Regions from separate parts of the Homo sapiens genome. Here region 1 is linked to region 2. The links are chromatin loops, found by intact Hi-C in ENCODE. Cell type or tissue: PC-3. All regions are shown on one strand. Links, peaks and the distances in the headings refer to the core of each region. The heading gives the core; the rest is flanking DNA. Region 1 overlaps LRP1B (LDL receptor related protein 1B). Region 2 overlaps LRP1B (LDL receptor related protein 1B).

Region 1 (9,279 bases), core at 3,847-6,346, 160 kb before region 2:
ATGAGCCTGGGAGTCTGAGGCTGCAGTGAGCTATAATTGCACCACTGCACTCCAGTATAAATGACAGAGTGAGACCCTGTCTCTAAAAAATTAACAAAATAAAAAACCCAAAACACCATATGTGTATTTCCCTATTAGCCAGATCTTATTTGTAAAGACAAAAATCTGAACTTTCAACTTATTTTTTTCCCCTCAAATCCAGTGGTGCTAGGTGGATATTACAATTTAAGTGGCTATCATTATGTTTAAGTTGTAAAATTTAATTACAGGTCTATCGATAGACTATGTGGAAAACAAGCTTTATTGGATCAGTTCAGGGAATGGAACCATAAATAGATGCAACCTGGATGGTGGTAATTTAGAAGTAATCGAGTCAATGAAAGAAGAATTAACAAAAGCTACAGCCCTAACCATCATGGGTAAGTGAAATTATTCTATAGCTTGGTTGCTTTGTATTGATTGGGGGTTGATTTATTATGACCTGTTAAAAGCTTAGGAAAGTTACTGCTCCACTAACACCAGAACTATATTCAAATTGAACACTTCTATGAGGTTTTCTTCTCTTCCTTCTTTTCCTCTTTAGCAAACAGACTTATAAGATTATCCAGATCAGAAACTTAGTGTTAGCAATACTAACTTTACTGTTACTGATTCTTGGCTTACTATGACTTGTATTATTTTACAATTGTTATTTTCTGTGTTCTACTCCAGTCCTCTAAAGTCTAAGGGCCTAGTGCATTTGTCACAATAAAGTCAAACCTGGCTTATCTCCATTTAATAAAGAATAGCTTGATCCATAGGTAGAATTCAAAAGACAAGACAACAGGGTCCATTTGACCAATGATTGAAATAATTTCCCATTGAATAATTCTTTTCAGTATTTTGGAGTGAGTAGAGATTTTACTTATTTGAGTGTTATTTCCATTCTTTGATTCAATCTTCTAGGGAAAAAAAGGTGCTAGGTAAGTAAAATGATTAGGAAGCTAAAAGGGAGGTATGGCTTCCATGGAGCAAATAATTAACCTCTACTATATTGGTATTAGAAGCTAATTTTTGAAATGTAAGTTTCAGTTTAAAAAGATAGTTTGAATTTTTCAAAAGATGTTAAGAGTGGTTGCATAAAAAAGAACTCTTTGTTGAGGATGGCTGAATATTGATTTAGTGAATGGCTGGCTCTAAGCTGAAGTTTGTGGTAGGTGAGGGGTGTGAGGATTGGCTAATCTACAAAGAATTTCAGTAATTGCATTTGCGGTTACAGGATGATACTCAGAAAATTATTTAATATTTATAATTCTGAATATTGTGATATATTCAGAATAATTTTTAAAAACTTATACAATTTATGAAAAGCCCATTTGAATACATTTTTACCTTTATTTATATAGGTAAAAATTTATGCCTTTTAATTCTATATTCTAAATCTTTTAGCCATTTTACTATTTCTCAGGTTTGTGAGGTTTTTTTTTGATGTTGTTGTTGTTTTATTATTTTTTTGGTAATGAATTTTCATGAGTATATGTTAATAAGTAAACAGTTGTTAATTGAGACAGATTTGGAAATTCATTTTCTAGATAAAAAATATTTTTATCATCTTTGATTTTCAATTAAATTAAAAATATCTAGATGAAGGTGAACAAGGTTTAAATATTGCAAATTTTATTTAAGAATGAGTCTTCCTCTCTCTTGTGAAGGAAAGAGATTGTTTTAACAAACCTTAAGTGTTAAGATGATCTCTATTTCAATTTTTATTATAGGGAAATATAGACATTAAAATATCTGCCTATATCACAAAGTTGTGAGAATCACTTGAAGTTCTAAATGAATGTACTTTTTGAAAAGTAGAGTTCTATGGAAATGTCAAAGTTGGCATCTGATGCCTATTAATTTGGTCCTTAAAGCACTCTCTACGTTTCCCTAGTTGGGAATTTCCAGATATGTGATAGAATACTTCATCAGATGTTTAGTGGTTTTCATTTGCTTAAGCTTATTCCTAAACTACTGTCCTTCTGCTATACCTTTTACTTATATATTTTTTCTAAATTATTTCTTAGAATCAGGTTTTTTTAAATAGTTTTTCTTCAGATGAGAAATTTAAATGTGTAAAAGAGAAATCATCTTGTATTTAAGTCTCCAATTTTCTTTTGAGTCTTTGGGCAATTTCTGTGCTATTTATAGAGCATTATATTGACATTCTTTTCATTGTATATATCCAGAAGTTACATATATATAAAACAAAAGGGTTGTACTTGACAAATAGGTTATTTTACAGTAGGAATTTATTGACAATTGTTTCATAGTGTCTATAAGATGACTTTTTTTAAAAAACAGAATATATTACTTAGTATTAGAAAATGAACAATAATATTTTGTCTTATGTCTTTGTACGTATTTTAAATAAAAATAAGCAGAGTTTAAATTCTGAAAGTAGTTGAGTAAGCTGTAACAGTCTCTAAATCATCACCCACATTATGTTTTCAAAAACTTATTTCCAATGTACTTTATGAAACCCAAACTATCAAATAGCATAACTAAGGAACTCAGTAAATTAGAGGAAAGGTGTTAAAAATCTTGAATAATATTTCAAGGAAAGTCGGTGACTTTTAAGGGAAAAAAATATAATAAAATTGTTACCTTGTAGAAATATTTAAGGCTTTATGAAGGTTTATTTCTGCTAATATTGCTGCTGACCGTGTTTTGAGTAGAAAATGAATACTAAACTAACAGAGCTCAATGCTGTAAATATAGTATCAAAAAATGGAGCAGGTATCTATCTTAGCAAAAAATAAAGATGTTAGGTTTGTTGACTGATAAATGGAAGAAGGAGAAAATTTGAATGAGATCGTAATGCCCATATTGTGTCAATGCTGTGAATCTGTTATGACATCAGCTTTGTAGAGGAACCCCGCCTTGCAGAAATTAAAATTCTCTTAACAAGTAAATTGCTGTGTAAGTATACCCCTTTTTGCCACTGTAATTTGAGTAGCTCTGAAACATAAAGAATAAATAAAAAAACAAAAAACAAAAACAAAAAAAAACCTCTTGGCCGGGCACAGTGGCTTACGCCTGTAATCCCAGCACTTTGTGAGGCTGGGCCAGGCAGATCATGAGGTCAGGAGTTCAAGACCAGCGTGGTCAACATAGTGAAACCCTGTCTCTACTAAAAATACAAAAAATTAGCCAGTCATGGTAGCGGGTGCCTGTAATCCCAGCTACTTGGGAGGTGAGGCAGGAGAATCGCTTGAACCTGGGAGGTGGAGGTTGCAGTGAGCCGAGATTGCACCATTGCACTCTAGCCTGGGCAACAGTGCAAGACTCAGCTTCAAAACAAACAACAAAAAACCTCGTAATGCCTTTACTGGCAATATGTTAACTGGACATACCAAAATACACCTAGCAGTCTGAGGATTTAAAATTTAAAGTACATTACCAAAGAGAATCAGGGGAAGAGTCTCTATAACATTTTCTGGTTTGGCTTTAAACTTACTCTTCTCCTCAGGGTTCTCCTTCTTTCAAAACCTCCACCCCTTCTATTTGAGAAGAGAAAAAAAAATGTGATGGCCTACTTGCTGCTGAGGCTGAATACTATAGTCATATAAAAAAAAACAATGAAAAAGTAAAACACAGGAACCTCACCAATATCCAGGGGATTACTGAAGACTGCAGTTACAAATGTTTAAAAAGAAATTTGTCTACAGGGATCCTGAAATTACACACCCAGAAAACAAGTCATTGTACTATGAAGTGATTAGTATATACAAATGTATGATAGTTCCCCAAAGAGGCTACATAGGTGCTGAATGATAAGTAACTGAAAGTTTGTCTTTCACTAAAAAATTTAAGAGTAGTTTATACTAAAGCTATGTTAAAAAAAATCTCTTTGAACACTTTGCACAAGTTTTTAAACCTCAAGGATTATAAATTGGAACCGCTCGAGACTCTTAGTTTTAATTAGAATAGTACCCAGATCAAAATAAAGCAATTATTTGATGACTCAGTCAAGACCTGTAAACCAAGATATGTTTCATAAACACTTTGCTATTTCTCCTTTTAATAAGTAGAGCTTAGCTTTCTTTCCTTTGAGTGTGGGTACTGTCTCATTTTTAATTAAGAGTATAAGGCGGAAGTGATGATATGTGGCTTTGGGGACAAAGTCATAAAAAGCATGAGCTTCTTTGCCCTCTCTTGGATCACTGTCCTTAGGCAAAGCCAGCTGACATGTTATGAGGACACTCAAGCAGCCCAGTGAAGAAGTACACGTGGGAAGAAAGGCAGTCAAGATTTTAGCACAAGCCAACAGCTATAAAGTAACCTCAAGGGATACTCCAAACCAGAACCACCCACATGGCTGCTCCCAGATTCTAGACCCACAGAAACCATGTGAGACAATAAATGTTTTATGGTGCTAAGTTTTGTAGTCACTTTTTGCACTGCTATAGATATTAATTCATATGTTTACCCACAGGGCAGTCATTTATTTATGAATAGACTTAGAAGTTCAAATCTTAATAGAGTTAAGCAGGTTATGAATGAGTAAAGTATGTCAGGGGTGATAAAACCAAATAGCTCTAACATAAATGTTAAGTAGGATCTGAGTCTAGGCTGCAATATCTGAACTAGCTTGGGAGTGGCAGGAATTATGATGGAGTGGGAAAAATGAAAGTCCCACTTATGGTAGAACACCTCTCAGCTCCACTTATTTTTGCCATAAGGAATATTAACCATTTGTGACATATCTTTTATTTTTGAGGAGAAGGAAGAAATACAGATATTTATTTAAAATCTCACAATTTTTAATTATTAGCAAGTAATCTTTTTTAAAATTTTTTTTTAAAAAAATACCATGCAAACTAACCTACTATATAGGCTAGCTATGAAAGCTGTGAAGGCTAACACTATAAAAGCCAAACACTCTACAAAAAAACAACAACAAAAATCTCTACAATAACCTTCTGTTGTTGCTTCAGCACAGAGGGCAGCAGGTGTCACCTCTGGTTTGGTCATCATTTATACTGGTGACATTGAGTTACTGAGAGAAAAGGATGGAATTAAGGCAGCCAACACCCAACTGTACCACTAGAGGGGACTTTAGTAGAAAAAAAAAAGTCACCTGGTAGAGCTGGTATAGTATACAGAGGAGAATAAGCCCCTTCTGTGGAGAACAGGATACAGGATTTTCTACGAAGGTTTTCTAGTGGTGTTTGAACAGAGCTTGTATTCTGCCTGGGGTAAATAAAAATTAAGGACATACTAATGTCAGGTGTAACTATTATTTGAGTTAAACTCCTAACAAGGCAATGTAACTACTTGTTGTAGAACTTGCACCCCTAACAGCAATAAATATCTATTGCCATTCATTCTTTCATTCTTTCAGCAAGCATTTATCAGTGCTCACTATGTGCCAGCTGCTGATATACATGGTGGCAAGAATCCCAGCTTGCATAGTAACATGGAAGACAGACCATAAAGCAGATAAATGAGTAAAACGTATAGTATGATAGTTGAATATTAAGGGAAAAAATAGCAGATCAGGGAAAATAGATAAGGAAGTTTATGGGGTGAAATTTGAGGCTGAGTAGCCAAGAGTTTGCCAAGACAGTGACTTCTGAGTAAAGATCTGAAGAGACAGTGAGAGAAGATTGAAGGAATGCTGTGTGAACTAACAACTGCTTAACATTTTGCTGATTTTACAGTTTTTATATTATTTTTTAAATGTTTTGTTTTTTAAAAAAATATAAAACATAATTACATTAAAATAAATCTTCCCAGGTGATAAGGTTAATTTTCCAAGATAGAAATCCTCTAACATTGTCATGGCTCAAATAGTGTATTGCCTGTGCTTCTCCTATTCTCCAGTGACAGTGCAATGACTGTTTAATGAGGACTGTTAACACCTTTCAAGTTGCTAGATAAAAGCTGACCAACCTATAGCTCTGAACATCAAATTCTTCTCCATTTTTATTTTTATTTTATTTTATTTTAATTTGGAGATGGAGTCTCACTCTGTCACCTAGGCTGGAATGCAGTGGCGTAATCTTGGCTCACTGCAACCTCCACCTCCCAGGTTCAAATGATTCTTGTGCCTCAGCCTCCCCAGTAGCTGGGATTACAGGCATGCGCCATTACACCCGGTTAATTTTTGTATTTTCAGTAGAGACGGGGTTTCACCATGTTGGCTAGGCTGGTCTTGAACTCCTGACCACAGGTGATCCACCCACCTTGGCCTCCCATCTTCTCCATTTTTAAAGATGATCTTGTCAGTTTTCCTAACTGTCAGAGCTGGCAAATACAAAAGTTTCTGCTTTCTAATATACAGTAATAACTAGTTGCTCTAAAATTATATTGACAACCTTTTCTCTTAGATATTTTTTCTAAGTATTTTGCAAATTTTTTTTATGGAATTTTCTTTTATAAAAATACTTCTGTTTGACCAGGAGCAGTGACTCACATCTGTAATCCCAGCACTTTGTGAGCTCGAGGCAGGTGGATCACGAGATCAGGAGTTCAAGACCAGCCTGGCCAAGATGGTGAAACCCCATCTCTACTAAAAATACAAAAAAAAAAAAAAAAATTAGCAAGGCGTGGTGGCGGGTGCCTGTAATCCCAGCTACTCAGTAGGCTGAGGCAGGAGAATCGCTTGAACCCGGGCTGCAGAGGTTGCAGTGAGCCAAGATTGTGCCACTGCATTCCAGCCTGGGTGATAGAGTGAGACTCTGTCTAAAAAAAAAGTAAATAAATAAACACAAATTTAAAAAAACTTCTGTTTTATGAGATAATGATATGGTAAAAACAGTTTCCTACATTATTTTAAACGATTTGTGCTATAAAATAGTATACAGTCAGCTATGTAATGTTTTACTATTGATTACCTAGTATTCAGTTACAGGGATTTTTAATTTTTATTTATCTTTTTCCTCACAACTTTTGACATTTTCCTGGTCACTAATGCCTGCAGGAGACAGTGAGGCGAACTCAAGTTAATCAAGTCACTGTTCAGTTTTTAGTGCCTTTATGAGGAGCAGGACTTTAAAACTATTGACTAAAATTAGGCTTTCTGGGTTATTTATGGATTTTATTTAACATATTTCTTTCCCTTCTGCATATGCAGTTTGAGAGCAGACTGCATATATTGTATTTACACTGAAGAGAAAGTTGAACAAATCAATTCATGGAGATAAGAGAAAATACACATGTAAAACAAATATTGTCACAGAAACAATAGTCTTATTTCTTGTTGAAAATTATGACGGAATTCACGAAATAGAAGGATGATAGCTTATCTGTATTTTGTACTTTTTTAGTGGGGCATGAAAGAGCTGGTGTAAATGGATCATAGCTTTAAAATAGAACTGAGGGTATGAATAATATTTAAGGAAACTTGAAGTCAGTATGTCTAAATAGAGAATCACTGACAATTATGTACTTAATGGTCAGCATATCATTTAATCACAGATGCTCTTGACATTGTTTATGAAAATGAGTCATGTAGTAATTTGTCAAGGTCAAGAGTTTGAGCCCTGGGCCCTATAAGGGGTATGAGTTTGAATTTACCCTCCACCCTTCACTCACACCTATGAGCTATTTATTCATTATTCTCTGCTATTCTACTATATGCACAGTTGCTCTCATTTATATATCATTCCGTATATGCTTTTTGTTGTTGTGTTGTTTTATGGCGCTAAATGATCTTTGGAAGTTGTATTTGCCATGATATTTGTAGGTAAGGAATCTAAAATTATCATGACATATACTACTTGAGTGTCAAGGTGTATGCATATATATATTTTTATTTATATATTTGTATGTCTTACCTTGGGCTGCTATAGCAAATTAACATAGGCTGAGAGGCTTTAAAAACATCAGAAATTTATTTCTCACAGTTCTGGAGGCTGGAAGTCTGAGATCAGGGTGCCAGGATGGTTGGGTTCTGGTGAGGGCCCATTTCCAGATTATAGATTGCTTACTTTTTATATCTTCTCATGGAAACAAATGAGAGAGAGAAAAGAGAGAGAGAAAGAGCTCTCTGGGGATCCTTTTATAAGTTCACTAATTTCATTCATGAGGTCTTTACCCTCATGACCAAATTACCTTCCAAAGATCCCACTCTTCAATTCCATCAAATTGGGGATTAGGATTTCAACATATGAATTTTTGAGGGACACAAATATTCAGTCTATTATATGTGTGTGTGTATGTATGCATCCATATATATATGCACACACATACGTACACAAGCACATATATAATTCTTATCTATCCATTATATATATCTCTTTATCTATTTCTCTATATGTTGGTGCAAAAGTAATTGTTATTTTGCCATTAAAGTTTTAACCTTGCATGATTTTTATCACTAATGTGTTGATCCATCCATTAGTGATCAAACTATTAGTTTTAAATAAAATAGGATTTAGTTTTAAATAAATGATTATATTGGTTAAAGCAATACAAAAGAACATAAAAATTACAAATAAAAAAGTTCATTTGTGAAGTTATGCTAATCAGAGTTCATTTTAATCTGTTTCATAAGTTAGGCAAAAGTATTTCAACTTTTAGTTAAGAATTTGGTGGGAGTTTACAACATAAAACTGCTTAATTTGTCTTAGAATAGGTTTGTGCTTCCTATAAATATCTGAGTAGCTATCTCCAACAACCATCAAATCTTAGAATCACTTGCAATTGGCTATCCTCACTATGAACTGAAAGAAACTTTGAGTCACAGGTAAAGGCAAAAAAACCACCAGCCTTTAATTACACAATTTCCATAGATATTTAAGCTCTCTGCTAAATTTTTCTATTTATCACAATTTTAATATATTATACTATTGACCTGTTTCAAGTGGCAATTTTCCAGGATGGGATTAATAAGTAAACATTAAAAAGAGATTAAATTTTGGCTACTATGGGGATCAGTCAAAAAAGGTGGGTCCTGTGTGTATTTGCAGACTCATGTCACAGTCTAATAATCAGAAAAACATTGGCTCTGTTGATCTGGTTATGCACACAACATTTGTTTTCAATCAATGTGAACCAAATGAGCTCATCATTTGTCTTTTAGGGAGCCCTTGAAAGGCTTTAGCAAACATAACCCTTAAGGACATTTGTTCATACTTTCTGTGGGCTCACCTCACAAACTTGAAGTTATCACAATAGCTGCTATGGAGATTCAAGGCACATGGGTAGTTTACCCATGGGAAAGTCAAGGCTGTCAGATTAAAATACTTTCAGACACCATCTGCATGTCAGAGAATGTCATGTTCAGTTGCTCAAGAATGAATACAG
Region 2 (9,279 bases), core at 2,528-5,027:
AGCAGTATTTCACATGACAAACTAGCATAGAGTTGAGTGAACAATACGGAGAGCAGATGTTTCTTTAGGATAGTAAGAGACCCTTTGTGATAAGTTTCAGATGTCAAATAAATCCATTTTTACTTAGCATCCCTTCTCGTCTCTTATGAGTAAGCATAATTTCTCTTAAACATATGGCCAAAAATGAAATAAGCCTGGGAAATCCCATCTATAGTGTCAGTCTGTGTTATCGGGGAAAAAAAAATCTTCTGAATTAGTAATAAAACCCATCTGTTCCCACTTAGAGGAAAATGCCTCACACTGATGAAGTGAGACTAATATTCAGCATTTTAAAAAGTGTACAGAAAAATTAAATGGTTTCTTTTCTTAAGAAGATGTCAGACCCATTTATTCACTTTGATCAATCTTCAAATTTTGATTACTGACAGTCTTTAAAATAACTGATAAAGAACAATGCCTTTTCCCTTATATACATATTAATTCTCACAAAACATCCTAAATACCGAGATATTTCTTATTTTTAGAAATTATTCATCCTTGTTAATGTCATAATTTGCTCACAATAGTAAGATGTTTTCAATCACAATTGTTGTCTCCTCAGATTTTTAATAGTCCTTCTGATTATAACAGTAATCCAGATTCATTGAAGAAAAGTGTAACAATCCAGAAAAGCATGGTAAAGAAAATTAAACACTCATGTTTCATTTTTCTCAAAATTGTATATACTTATAGTTTTAAAATCAAGTAGTTCTATAAATTCTATAAAAATAGCAATTACTCATCCAGTATTTCCCTGTCCACATTACTATTCCCCAAATGTAGTTAAACTCTCTCTCTTTTTTTTTTTTTTTTTTTTTTTTTTGAGATGGAGTCTTGCTCTTGTCTCCCAGGCTGGAGTATAGTGGCAGGATCTTGGCTCATTGCAACCTCCACCTCCCAGGTTCAAGCGATTCTCCTGCCTCAGCCTCCCAAGTAGCTGGGATTACAGGCGCCCACCACCACCTTCAGCTGATTTTTGTGTTTTTAGTAGAGACAGGGTATCACCATGTTAGCCAGGCTGGCCTCGAACTTCTGACCTCAGGTGATCCACCCGCCTCAGCCTCCCAAAGTTCTGGGATTACAGGCATGAGCCACCATGCCTGGCCATAGTTAAAGTCTTTTAGTATGCTTCTTTAGCATATTTATCTCCATACATGTATATATAAATAAATAACATATAAATTACCCCTATTTCTTTATAATATGGTCACATATATTATCTTAGGCTTTTAAATATGAAAAAACTTGTTTTCTTACATAGCTTGCAGACTTTACAGCCCAATACCTATTTTCTACCATATCACCATATTTAATTCCATAGTCATTCTTTACGTTGTTATTATCATATAAATTTTAATGATTGTTAAACCATCTAGTATATGATGCCTATTTTTCCTTTTTCATACAACTTTCTAGTCTCCACGGATTCAACAATTATCTCTTTTTTTCTCCTTTGCTTATAGTACTTATCACTACTGCACCAATATATTCCCTTAAGAGATATGTATATCTCCTCTCAGTCCTTATCCTGAAATATTCAAGGGAGTAAACTTTTGCTACTTGTTATTCCTGAAAAGTATCTATTTCCTATCTTTTTATCTTATTGTTGTATAGTCCGGGAGGTTTCCTCAAATTTGTCTTCCATCATTCTATTGATTTTGAACTTTCTGCCACTATATTTTAATTTCTTAGGACTCTTTTGAGGATATTCCATATAGCATCCTATGTTTGTTTTATAATGTTAAATGTTTCCTACATCCTTTCTATTGTCTTGATGATGCTTATTAACATTTCATTCTTTTGGTCTGGGTCTTTCCTGTTGGAGATATTCCTCAAACGTATGGTGCTACTTAGCTTTCTTAGATTTTGTAAATATCTAGGGATTTAAATTAAGATTTTTTGTATTTATTTTAAAGTAATTTTAAGAATAGCTTTTGACACTTACATCAAGCTTTGTATTACTATTTTCAACAATTTTTTTAAGTAACATTTTTAACTGGTTTCAGTAATCTCACAAAGTAATCTACAACTATTTTTTTCCATTATCAAGATACACTGATGGATTCATTTTTAGTTGGATTGGCATGTTTTCAACTAAATATGGTACTGGAACAATTTATTTTTGCTCCTGTTTAAGTGACAATATTGTTAACTTTCTTTTGTACATGAAAGGAAACTTTCATGATTCTAAATTTTTTCTTTTCTAATCTTTGTCGCTCAAAACTCAGAAATTTATAACACAAATTTCTTGTAAAACTTGGTCCTATAGAGGGGTGTGAAGTCAGTGTGATTCTTTTCTTTGTATACAGCTTTAGTTTCCTGTCTTGAGCTCAAATGAGTATAGTTATTAAATATTAAAAATATCCAGAATATGTCTAAAAATGGGTATTCTCCCTAATTTTTCTGATAATATGCTTTTTTAAAAAACTTTTCTTGTGCAATATTTTCATTAGTTAGGTAGAGTCAAAAATTATATCTTTGATAACTTCCTTTATTCTAGTGTATTTAGTCATTTTATAATTCAGTAAGCTTCTTCCATATTGTATTTTCACTTAAATATTTATCTCTGTGAATTTATCTAGATGTCTCAAATTTGTCTTTCCCATCAAGAATTCAATATTTGAAAATGACAACTGTTTTTTTTCACTGTATCAATTATAGATTTTAATTTTGTACTTGCATTATTGGATTTCCTATAATATTTCCTTATCTCCAACATCTCCCTTTTAATCTTAAATGTTGCTTTTTTAAAAACATTTTTCCTTTTGACTTTCTGCTACTTTTTTTTATAAAATCTCTTAAACTTACATTTTTTTTGTTCTATGAACTTTAAATATCAGGCAATTTTCTAATATATTCTCTTGTGCTTACCCATATTCAAGAAACATATTGTTTTCCTAAGCCTTTAGAATGAAGTTCATTTTCCCTTTTTCTGAAGGTAATATGTTAGAACCATGTTATCTATTTTCCAGTGTTATTTCTACCCTGGAAGGCAAACCTGTTTGACAATAATCAAAGTATATCATTTGCTGTTCATTCCACTCGAAATGGCTTCCTCCAATCTTCAGCTCAGAAGTGGTGTGATGTATATGTCTCCTAATCTAATACTCAGTGTTCATGACTCCCTCATCTACTGCAACTATTCTAGGTCATGTGGTATTTTCTCCTAAAATCTGGTTCGATGACATTTTAGTTTTGTGAAATATACACTGAACTACAATTCTCTCTTTGCTTTCTTCCCTCTACCTATTTACTTTTTGGGTAACTGCATCTCCCTACATAAGATGAACTTCTGCCCATTCTTTTTTTTTTTTTTTTTTTTAATTTTTGTATGTGTTTTTTTTTAATTATACTTTAAGTTTTAGGGTACATGTGCACAATGTGCAGGTTAGTTACATATGTATACATGTGCCATGCTGGTGCGCTGCACCCACTAACTCGTTATCTAGCATTAGGTATATCTCCCGATGCTATCCCTCCCCCCTCCCCCCACCCCACAACAGTCCCCAGAGTGTGATATTCCCCTCCCTGTGTCCATGTGATCTCATTGTTCAATTCCCACCTATGAGTGAGAATATGCGGTGTTTGGTTTTTTGTTCTTGCGATAGTTTACTGAGAATGATGATTTCCAATTTCATCCATGTCCCTACAAAGGACATGAACTTCTCTGCCCGTTCTTATCTCCCAAACTTACTGCCAGATGGTTCTGGTGTTTCCTGGAATGTTTGAAGAAAAAGAACTGTTAAAGGCCATTCGGAAGAAAAGAGAATTAAGGTGCTCTTTTCAGAGTGATACTTGTACATGTACTTAAGGATGACTAACTGATGACTAGCTGTTAATATGGATTTACTATTTGGAAACTAGCTAAGAGACATGGGGTTAAGAAAACAATACATGCCATCTTTCACTTTAACATGTTTATTCTATTAGAGTTGCCCTGGCTAAAGAGGCTCACTGCTTGTTGTGTTTTTTAGTCTAGATCTATTAACCTTGTAATTACTTTCGAGGGGAAATCTCTCTCACTATTGGGAGCAAGTTTTCCAATATTACTAGAATTTAGTGGTGGCAAGAATTTTCACTTTGTACTTCCCCTGAGATTTTTAAGTTGTTTCAGTGGGAGACACTTCACTAGGGATTTTCATCAGCTCCCATTTAAATAAAGTTCCTCAGCAGGCCAATCTTTAAAATGATTTAACTGTCGGCCGGGCATGGTGGCTCACACCTGTAATCCCAGCACTTTGGGAGGCCAAGGCAGGCAGATCACCTGAGTTCAGGAGTTTGAGACCAACCTGGCCAACATGGTGAAACACCGTCTCTTCTAAAAATATAAAAATTAGCTGGCCATGGTGGCAGGCACCTGTAATCCCAGGTACTTGGGAGGCTGAGACAGGAGAATCGCTTGAACCCAGAAAGCGGAGGTTGCAGTGAGCCGAGATTGTGCCACTGCACTCCAGCCTAGGCAACAGAGTGAGACTCCTTCTCAAAAATAAATAAATAAATAAATAAATAAATAAATAAATAAATAAATAAATAAATAAAAATAAAAATAAAGTGATTTAACTAACTTTCTATCGGAGCCAGCTGAATTGCCTTCCTCTCTTTTAAATTTTCTGATTAACCTCTGCCTTTTTTTTATATTAGAAAAAGTAAAACATTCAAATAAGTATCTAGAAATTAAATTTTTTTAAAAAACCTTTGTTTGCCAATACATTATTTTGGGAAAACTTTATATTTGCACTAAGAAAAATTGTCTCTTTCGTGTAGCTTACTTTTAGAATATATATTTCTTTATGATCAGAAGTTGAATATAAAAGTAAATATTTCTCAAAATAGAGAAAATTTAAACTTTGTTTACAAGTGCTTCAGTTATATTAGCTTCATTAAAGTTGATAGAGTAAATTGAATGACATGTTTCAAGGATTTATATTTTTACCACAAAAATATAGTATGGATACATTAGCACAAATATACCTAATATTTATTGCCAAACTATAACCATCCAGGTGTATTATACTGTCTTCTTAAGGAGTCAAAAAATGTAAAACTGGTTGAGAGATAAATACATATAGCTTTTGCTATTGTCTTTATTGGTGAGTCCTAATTCTTATAGTTTGGTAGATTCACGGGATCTGGTGAGGAGGAACCAATGTGATTCTGATACTACAGGCAAGCATCCAAACTATGTGGTTTAAAGCTAAGTGTTATGGCATTATCATATAACAAAGAGGAAAATCAAAGAAGCAAACTTTAGCAGTGGATACTTGTCTTTTATCAAAGCTCTAAAGCAATTGTCCTGAGCTGTTGAGAGAAAAGAAACTATGATTTCCTAGATCTTTCAACTACAGAATCAGCCCCAATTCTTCCATTCAGTAGCATGTAGTCTGGGGACAATTTGGAGAGAATATGGGATTGAATGAACACTTCAACTTTTTTTTTCCCCTTGAAAGTGCTATTTGTAGGATATGATTGCCACTATCCAGATAAAGCATAATAGTGCTAGGGATGAAGAACAGAGAGAAGTCTGTATTTCAGAGCTTTAGAGAATGAAATGGACAGAAATTGATGGCCATTTGACTGTAGTAAGTGGAGGAAGGGGATATTTTATGTAACTCTTATTTCCACCTTGAATTAGGTAGGAAATCACTACCAGGATAGAGAATGCCAGAAGACAAACAGTATTGTGAATGTTATCTCATATGTAGTGTTGGCTGGATTGAATTTTATGTACCTAGAAAACACCTGTACTAAAGATATTTAAAAGATACTTTTAAATATTGGCCTGAATTACAAAGGGTTGAGGAGGTCAAAGTCTAGAGATATAACCTGATCAGTTCTACCCCCAAAATATATTTTGGGTTAGTTTGTTTCTCTCCCACCCCACTACCAGGATGCTTCTTTGGCCATTAATCATAATCTACATTCTCCAGCTCCTATCTCTAACTCTATAAATTGTGTTTCATACAACAGTCAGAGTGATATTGTGTGAGGGGTTATGCCACTTTTCTGCTTAAAGGCTCCACATTACAATTAAATTTAAAGTTATATGTCGTATTCTGTCTCTAAGGACCTTGCATCATCTGGCTCCTGGGATCTCACACCATTCCTGTGCAGTTCTTGAGACTTGAAGCCCACTGGCTTTCTTTCCATTCTTCAAGCTATCTTACTTCAGACTGTGGCATGTTTCATTTCCTGTACCTGGAAAGATCTTTTCCAGAGATTACCCCTGAACCCGGCCCCACCCTCTATTCCTACTTATCAACATTTTTCTTATCCTTTATATCTCAGTGTAAACATTACTTCTACAGAATGATCTGATCACCCCACCCCTCCTCACATTCTCCACAGTATTTCACAACTCAGTACCATGTTTATTTCATTAACGACACTTAGAACAATGTGTAATTTTTTTTTATTATACTTTAAGTTCTAGGGTACATGTGCACAATGTACAGGTTTGTTACATACATATACATGTGCCATATTGGTGTGCTGCACCCATTAACTCGTCATCTACATTAGGTATTTCTCCTAATGCTATCCCTCCCCACTCCCCCACCCCACCACATGCCCCGGTGTGTGACGTTCCCCACCCTGTGTCCAAGTGTTCTCATTGTTCACTTCCCACATATGAGTGAGAACATGTGGTGTTTGGTTTTCTGTCCTTGCAATAGTTTGCTCAGATTGATGGTTTCTAGCTTCATCCATGTCCCTACAAAGGACGTGAACTCATCCTTTTCTATGGCTGCATAGTATTCCATGGTATATATGTGCCACATTTTCTTAATCCAGTCTATCACTGATGGACATTTGGGTTGGTTCCAAGTCTCTGCTATTGTAAATAGTGCTGCAATAAACATACATGTGCACATGTCTTTATAGCAGCATGATTTATAATCCTTTGGGTATATGCCCAGTAATGAGATCACTGGGTCAAATGGTATTTCTAGCTCTAGATCCTTGAGGAATCGCCACACTGTCTTCCACAATGGTTGAACTAGTTTACAGTCCCACCAACAGTGTAAAAGTGTTCCTATTTCTATACATCCTCTCCAGCACCTGTTGTTTCCTGAATTTTTAATGATCGCCATTCTAACTGGTGTGAGATGGTATCTCATTGTGGTTTTGATTTGCATTTCTCTGATGGCCTGTGATGATGAGCAAAAATGCATAATTTTTTAAAAAGTATTTTCTTCTTTGTAGTCTAATTTGTCCAGTAGACTAAATAGTTCATGGGGGCAGGAACCACATCTGACTTGTGCCCAGTGCATGGTTAGACTGAATGCCCATATTCCCCAGGTGCCCAGGATAGCCCTGTTTCATGCCTGCTGATCTGATGATTGTTAATAACACCGTCTTCACTCTCAAAAATGTCTTGATTTGGATGATAAATTACATGTCAATTTATGTATGGTAAACACTCAATAATTATTTATTGAATAAGTAAATAAATGGGAAACTCTGACACATAGATGTTATTAAAATATATAAAAAATAAGACAATTTGAAGTGCAGTGCAATGGTTCACTGATGATGTAAAGCATAAAGGGTTGGAAAGACTATTTATTGCAGAACTCCTGTGTATATATGTGGGTGTTTAATTAAAAATATAATTTTTAAAACATTATTGAGACATTAAGATTTCAAGTTTTTTTAAAAAAGCATTTAAAGGCAGATTTAAAAAATAACTTTGCACACTGTTGATGAATATGGTATGTTTTGATTTATTACTTCAGAATACTGCATTTAAATGCGGAGAAAAACTAGGGAATTATTTCATTTAATTGTGAAACATCTTCCCATTAGTGTTCAAAATCCCAGATTATATTTCTCTAGAGTATAAATTTGATTGAATCCTTTCATTTGTCTAGAAAATATCAAGAAACATTGAGAAAGTAATATTTCAATCTATATGTTTATATATATGATATACAATATGAACACATACATATGTACATATATATGTGTATAGGTATGTTTCATACCTGAAAAAGTACATATGTCTATTACATACATCTATACAGATATATATCACATATCACATATGTATGTATTTGCTCATATACATTTATATATATATCTAGGAATGATGCTGAAAACTTTCATTTTGTTTTAAAAATAAAACAATATTGAGATCTAGATTATATAAAATACTCAAAGAGAAATAGTTGCTTTTATTTCAACCTTAAAAAGCTAACAGTTTATGTTTAAAAGATAACTAACATTAAAAAATATGAATGCTATATGTGTACTTTATTTATAGAAGAACTGAGCCTGGAGTAGAGGAGGCAGCTGGATATAAAAAAGTGCATAGACTGGCATCAAAGAGAGCTCACTTTGAATCTGGGTTTTGCCAAGTGTGTTATCTTAGAAAAGTCATTTAACTCCCTGACCTTCAATTTTTTCACCCACTAAGTTAATAGTACCTAGTACAACATGAAATTAGGAGGATGGGAAATGATCTACATACCACCATACCATTGCTATGCAATCGTAAGAACTCTAAATATAACTTCTCTCTTTAATGTTCAAACATGCGGTGATCAGGTCTACCTGCCAGGTTTTTAATGGATTGTCACAGACCCAAGCACTTTCCTAGAAGGATTATCATGATGAGCTTAAATCCCTGTCCTGTGAGAACTATCTGGGGGGAAAAGAAACAATTAATGGATGAGAGATAGCTTCAAAATCAGTGGAGCTGACATAAAGGAGGAGTTGATTTCTCTGTTGGCATGTTTAGGGTATGAAATTACGAGAACTGAGTTTTGAGCGTTGTATAAAGAAATTAGGAATTATTACATAGCAGACAGAACTTTAATGACTGATTGGAGTCTATCTAAACTCTAAAATTTATATAATTATAAATAGTATACAATAAGGTACATAATACAAGAAACTATAATAAGGAGTAGGAAAAATAATAGCAGAATTTTACTAGGTTTCAATAATTAGGACAAATGATTGATGAATGTCCTGAAAATGGTAAGGAATTTTGAAATCAAGAATATTGGCAAGGCCCGGTGCGATGGCTCACGCTTGTAATCCCAGCACTTTGGGAGGCCGAGGCGGGCGGATCACGAGTTCAGGAGATCAAGACCATCCTGGCTAACATGGTGAAACCCCGTCTCTACTAAAAATACAAAAAATTAGCCGGGCGTCGTGGCAGTGCCTGTAGTCCCAGCTACTCGGGAGGCTGAGGCAGGAGAATGGCGTGAACCCGGGAGGCGGAGCTTGCAGTGAGCG

The links. Hi-C counts contacts between places; a loop is a spot of excess contacts. Peaks named below come from ENCODE experiments on the same cell type or tissue, not always from the same donor. Only the 100,000 strongest peaks of a DNase experiment are listed, where the experiment ranks them.
Region 1: it touches region 2 in a loop (2.0-fold over the local background); 2 of 110 quality-filtered maps call a loop at or near these places.

Annotation. Positions count from the first base shown.
Region 1 is chr2:140,804,797-140,814,075 of GRCh38, reverse strand. LRP1B (LDL receptor related protein 1B) reads left to right here. Exons shown (of 91, transcript NM_018557.3): 32 at 270-419. Among named protein-coding and RNA genes, the nearest start is that of MIR7157, 220 kb to the right of the region's middle. In PC-3, for the core only: a CTCF peak has its summit at 5,055 (motif pointing right); no DNase peak of the experiment used is centred there.
Region 2 is chr2:140,645,609-140,654,887 of GRCh38, reverse strand. All of the region lies in intron 41 of LRP1B (LDL receptor related protein 1B), which reads left to right. Among named protein-coding and RNA genes, the nearest start is that of MIR7157, 64 kb to the right of the region's middle. In PC-3, for the core only: no CTCF peak of the experiment used is centred there; a DNase peak (open chromatin) is centred at 3,887; H3K27ac peaks cover 1,479 bases.